Regions from separate parts of the Homo sapiens genome. Here region 1 is linked to region 2. A link is a loop called in an ENCODE intact Hi-C map of the cell type or tissue named here. Cell type or tissue: A673. All regions are shown on one strand. Each heading gives the region's core, and the rest is flanking DNA. Links, peaks and the distances in the headings are about the cores only. Region 1 overlaps LINC02755 (long intergenic non-protein coding RNA 2755). Region 2 overlaps DCDC1 (doublecortin domain containing 1).

Evidence for each region. Peaks named below come from ENCODE experiments on the same cell type or tissue, not always from the same donor. Only the 100,000 strongest peaks of a DNase experiment are listed, where the experiment ranks them.
Region 1: it touches region 2 in a loop (10-fold over the local background); 33 of 110 quality-filtered maps call a loop at or near these places.

What each region holds. Positions count from the first base shown.
Region 1 is chr11:29,431,748-29,434,563 of GRCh38, reverse strand. The region is part of intron 2 of LINC02755 (long intergenic non-protein coding RNA 2755); the gene reads left to right. Among named protein-coding and RNA genes, the nearest start is that of LINC02755, 160 kb to the left of the region's middle. In A673, for the core only: a CTCF peak has its summit at 1,652 (motif pointing left); a DNase peak (open chromatin) is centred at 1,643; H3K27me3 peaks cover 498 bases.
Region 2 is chr11:30,916,960-30,919,775 of GRCh38, reverse strand. It overlaps DCDC1 (doublecortin domain containing 1), which reads left to right. Exons shown (of 39, transcript NM_001387274.1): 26 at 2,748-2,816. All of the region lies in intron 4 of LOC105376611 (a long non-coding RNA gene), which reads right to left. Among named protein-coding and RNA genes, the nearest start is that of LINC02859, 180 kb to the right of the region's middle. In A673, for the core only: CTCF peaks have their summits at 1,508 and 1,708 (motif pointing right); a DNase peak (open chromatin) is centred at 1,735; H3K27me3 peaks cover 167 bases.

The DNA.
Region 1 (2,816 bases), core at 157-2,656, 1.5 Mb after region 2:
CAGTGTTGCTGGAGCAGAGGAGTGAATGTGTAAACTGTAAGGGTAGAAAGCCACGGGATTATGAAAACATGCATAGATCATGGCATAGAGTTGGAATTTTTTTAAGGGCAATGAGAATATTTTGGAGGGTGTCTTAGTCCATTTAGTGTTGTTATAAAGGAATAACTGAGGCTAGGTAATGTATTAGGTTGGTGCAAAAGTAATTGCTGTTTTTATCATTGAAAGTAATGGCAAAAACTGCGATTAATTTTGCACCAAACTGAAATAAAGAGGCTTATTGGCCCATGATTCTGCTGGCTGGAGAACGGAAGATCTGGTGAGGGTGTCAGGCTGCTTCCATTCATGAAAGAAGGTGAAGGAGAGCCAGTTCGGAGAGACCACATGACAAGAGAGGAAATAAGACAGAGAAGTGGGAGGTACTAGGCTCTTTTTAACAAGCTCTCACTGGAAGTAATAGAGCTAGAACTCATTCACTCCTTCCAACCCATCTGTTCATGAGGGGGGATCCACTCCCATGTCCCAAAAACCTCTGATTAGACCCCACATCCAACACTAGGATCAAATTGCAACATGAGATTTTGAGGGAACAAATATGCACGCTATAGCGGAGAGTTTTAAACCACAGAGTAGTATTGGTATTTTTTTTTTTTTTTTTTTTTTTTTGAGACAGAATCTCTCTGTCGCCCAGGCTGGAGTGCAGTGGCACAATCTCGGCTCACTGCAGGCTCCGCCCCGCGGGGTTCACGCCATTCTCTTGCCTCAGCCTCCAGAGTAGCTGGGACTACAGGCACCCGCCACCTCGCCTGGCTAATTCTTTGTATTTTTTTTTAGTAAAGACGGGGTTTCACCGTGTTAGCCAGGATGGTCTTGATCTCCTGACCTCGTGATCCGCCCGCCTCGGCCTCCCAAAGTGCTGGGATTACAGGAGTGAGCCACCGCACCCGGCCGTATTGGTATTATTTATATTATATTTGAAACAATCACTCTAGTTAAAATGCAGAACATAGATTGTAGAGGCGCAAAAAGAGAAATAGGAAGTCCAATTAGTGGGTTTTGAGTTCATTCCAGCAAGAGAAAGCGATGGTAGCAGTGAAGACAGACATAAATGGAAATTTTAGCAATGGGTTTGGAAGGTAAAGTCAAAGCATTTGTGACGGGTGGGTTGTAGAATAGGAGGGAAAGAAGCAATCAATTTATGTCTACTAGATATTTGGATTAAGAAACGTGGGAAATAATATTTTCATTTTCTGAGATGGCAAAAGCTTTGAAGGTGTAAGGGTTGTGAGAGAGAAATTGAGTTTTGTTTGGCTGTGTTTAGGTGTAAGGTACTTATTAGACATCCAAGTTGAAATATTGAGCTGGTAGTTGTATACACATGTTTAGAGTTCATAGAATTAAGATATGTAATAAATAATAAAAATTTAGACCTTGTGATAATGTATTTCATAAGATAGTGATATGCTGAGGTGAGTTTGAAGTGGTTTGTTTTCGTTACTGTGTGCTTTAGCTTTGTTTTTTAGTTGTGTTTAATGTGGTGGTGGTATGGTAGTAGTATTCTCCAAAATGATTCCTACTCAAGCAAAATATCTTTTTGGAAACCAGAGAACTAAGGAAAAGATAAGTATTATTAAATTCCTGCTGCCACCTAGTGGTACCATCCAAAATTAAAAAGAGAAAAACTGGGAAACAATCTGGACTGTCGGTGGGACTCGATGGTACAGTTACTTTATCCAACCCTAGCTCATTTTACAGATGAGAAAAGAAAGACCCAGAGAAAGAAAGAAAGTGAATAGCCCCAGATCTCATAGCTACTCAAGAGTTGCTTAAATCTATTTTAATAATTTCTACACTGATCTAAAACTAGCTTTATCCAAATGGATTAATATTTGTTTCAAACTTTATTTCACAATTTACTTATTTTTGCAGCCATTTAGAAATATCTTTCATAACTGGTCTTTAAAAACATTCCCATATGTTTTCCCAACTCTCAATAACTAAAAGGAAGTCGATTTTGTTATTATTAGAGGATGCACTGAGAAAATAGAAGTATGAAATTAAGATATATTAATCGACACCTTGAATCAATGTTTAGCACCAGGCAACATACTTTGCTAAATATGTCTTAGTCCAGCAGTCCCCAACCTTTTCTGGTACCAGGGACAGGTTTTGTGGGAGACAATTTTTCCATGCACCAGGGGCGGGGAGATAGAGGGATGGTTTAGGGATGATTCAAGCGTGTTACATTTATTATGCACTTTATTTCTATTATTATTGCATTGTAAGATATAATGCAATAATGAAACAATTCACCATAATCTTGAATCAGCGGTAGCCCTGAGCTTGTTTTCCTGCAACTAGAAGTTCCCATTTGGGGGTGATGGGAGACTGACGGATCATCAGGCATTAGATTTTCGTAAGGATTGGGCAACCTCACATGCACAGTACACAATAGGGATCATGCTCCTATGAGAATCTAATGCCACCATTTATGTGACATGAGGCAGAGCTCAGGTGGTAATGCAGCCATGGGGAGTAGCTGTAAATAAAGATGAAGCTTCACTCATGCTCATCTCTTGCTGTGCCACTGGGTTCCTAAAAAGCTAGGACCAGTGCTAGTTCATTGCCCAGGGGTTGGGGGTCCCCTGTCTTAGTCAACCCTGTGGAAGGGGACAGCTGTGACTGAGGAAGTCTTACAGGCTGTACCAAATAGCAGCAAAGAACTCAGAATCTGGAGACAATAATATCCAGGATTTGAATTATAGGCATTGCCTAACAGTCTTGTGACCTTGAACAAGTTAACCTCCCTATGTATAGTT
Region 2 (2,816 bases), core at 174-2,673:
ATATATCATTGTTATTAATTGTTTCTATCCTCAATTATAAGAATATGAACGTTTATTTTAGGAACCAAACTTCCTCATTTGGATGGGTGATTCAGTTGGTCCTATGACTGACACTAACAAAGGCACCAGAAGGCATTTTTCAGAGAGAATGATTGGTCCTAGATGGCATCTTTCTCAACAGTCAGGGAATTGACCACGAACTTTCACATCCCCTTCTAAAGAATGTGTCATCTAGCCTCTTAGTCTGCACTTGGAAAAAAATAAACAGAAAGTAAGAAAAAAGAAACATTTTTGAGAGCAAAGATCGTCATTGTTCTGAATCAGAGATTTCATGAAGGCCTGGAGTCCTTGAGGTTAAAAGTGATTGGGTTCTCTCAGAGTACAATGCAGGCATCTACTGCATATTCCAAGCAGGCTCTTTTGCTCAAGCCTCTTCTTGAATACTCCTAATAACAGAGAGATCACTGTTTTCAAGGAGGCCCATTCTAACATTTAAATAATTATTTAGACCATCTCCATCTTATTATTCCATATGTTTCTCTGTACTATGCCCTATACCTCTTCTACTTGGCAGCCCTTAAACTATTGGAAATATTTTTTAATATACAGGGTTATCTATTTTCCAGGCTGTCACTAGTCATTTGAACCATTTCTGATGACATGATCCTGAAATAATCCTAAATCATCTAATATCAGGAAGTCACTGTAAGATTTTTCCCAGACTTTCTTAAATGTGCTTGTTTGGAGTTTTTTGCATATTTGAAAAATGGGATGATTTAAGGAGGGACATGCATAAAGCCAGCAGCTAGAACATCAATCTAGAAGGATCCTTTTTGATTGCTTTTTTATCATAAAGGTGTCCGGCACAAACAATAAGAAAAATGGAAAAGAAATTCTAGTAGCACTTGCCTACTCTGTGCTTTGCAGGAAAAAAAGATTTTTGGAACACAGAGAGTGGGGGAAACTTTCTCATTTCCTCACTGAATCACAGGTACCTGCCCACCTCTTCAGCCTTGTCTAGAACTACCATCCCCTCACTCACTGCATACCTGTCACACCACTGTCTTTCTGTTCTTCAAGTGGGCTAACCATAATCTTGCTTCATAGCCTTTTCATTTGTTCTTTTCTCTGCTTGGAATGCTCTCCCTCTAGATCCTTACATGGCTGGCCCCTTTCTATTGTCTTTGTCTCAATTCAAACATCACCTCTCAGAGAAACCTTCTTTGACTCCATTGCTAACGTAAACCTTACCCCATCCCAGTCAATTTCCATTACAATATCCTATTTTATTCAACTTATGGCATTTATCTTGTTTATTCATTTACTTGTCTATTTAATCTCTCCTCTTCCCACTAGAATGTAAACTCCGTGAGCACTGATAACTTACCTGTCTTGTAGATGTTCAATAAATATTGATTAAAGGAGTGAATAACTAACGAATGGTTTGTTCTATGAATGAACAAATTAATAAAGCAAGATGGACTGAAAAATGACTGTTCTAAAACTGACTTGACTATACCTCATTTGCCAGGAAGTTCAAGAGCTGATAGAGAAATTCTGAGTAAGAAAGTTAAACATCTGGATTTGGGTGAAGAATCTTGTTTGCATCCTGCTAACTTTGTTAAAACTAAGAATGACTTTTTTTTTTTTCCTTTTCCCCAAAGAAATGGAATTGATGAGAAAGCTGTGCGTTTTATTTTTAACACAAGATGGCGCTGTTGTTTTTTTTAACTGTAAAGGGAGAGGTTTGCCTTCAGAAGCCGCTTGTGCTGCCTGTAGTTCTGAATGAGGCAGTGATTACCCACCAGTTTCATATCCACATGTAATACTTCTATTACATTTGAAAAGAGTACGGTCAGCTCTGCTAGCACAGGAATTGTCCCTGAAGATTTTGGTAATTTAATAATGCTTGTAGTTACATCAAATTATGACAAGCACCTTGGTGATCAGTCTGTCCCAGAGAACTTTATTTACAGGTACGCATACTTAGAGTGCTGAAATAGGCTTGCTGCTTTGCCTGTATATTTATCCTTCCTCAGTCAAGCAGTCCTCATATCACAATCCCACTGAAGGCAAATGTGCTCTCAACAGTGGCCTGGAACTTTATATATACAGATCTATATGGCGGCTACTGATCCCCTTTATATCTTCATTTTAGTAAGAAGCCAGAAGGCTGACTCAATTATTCAAACTATGACTATTTACTCTGTTTAGTATATTATTCTCTATCAAAAGCTGGCTCATATGTGCAGATGCTATTTGAGTTTCTCTAGATTTCTCTGTGGAGAAATCTTGGAAAAGTTAAGGTTTCTTAACCTTGTCTAATGAGTAAACTTTACAAAACCGGGTAATCTAGGCTGTACTGTTCCAGTCAGAATTATGACCCAATTATGGGGTAGAGAGAGGGAGTCTCATTACATGTTCATTGTGAATTTCTCAAACTACTGAGTAGTCAATCTTTATGATTTTTGAAATACAATACATAGTCCCATTTTTTTCTGAGTAAACATGACAAAGATGAATGCTGTTTATTATGTGATTGAGGAATTTTATTTGTAGCCTTATATTAAAAGATCTAAATGATGTATTAGTGAGATGTGAATTTCCAGTATTAGGCACCCTTATGGAAATAAGATTTATAGATCCACCAACATCCTGTGGAATATGATCAGACTACACCTCAGAAAAAAATTCTGTGAACACGAATGAGATTTCTTAGACTTATGTTTGCTTCTGAACCTTGATAGAGATTCACACGTAAGAGCTCATCTTCGAATGAAGGCTTGTCACACACTTCCCAGGTATGCCTGGCAGGA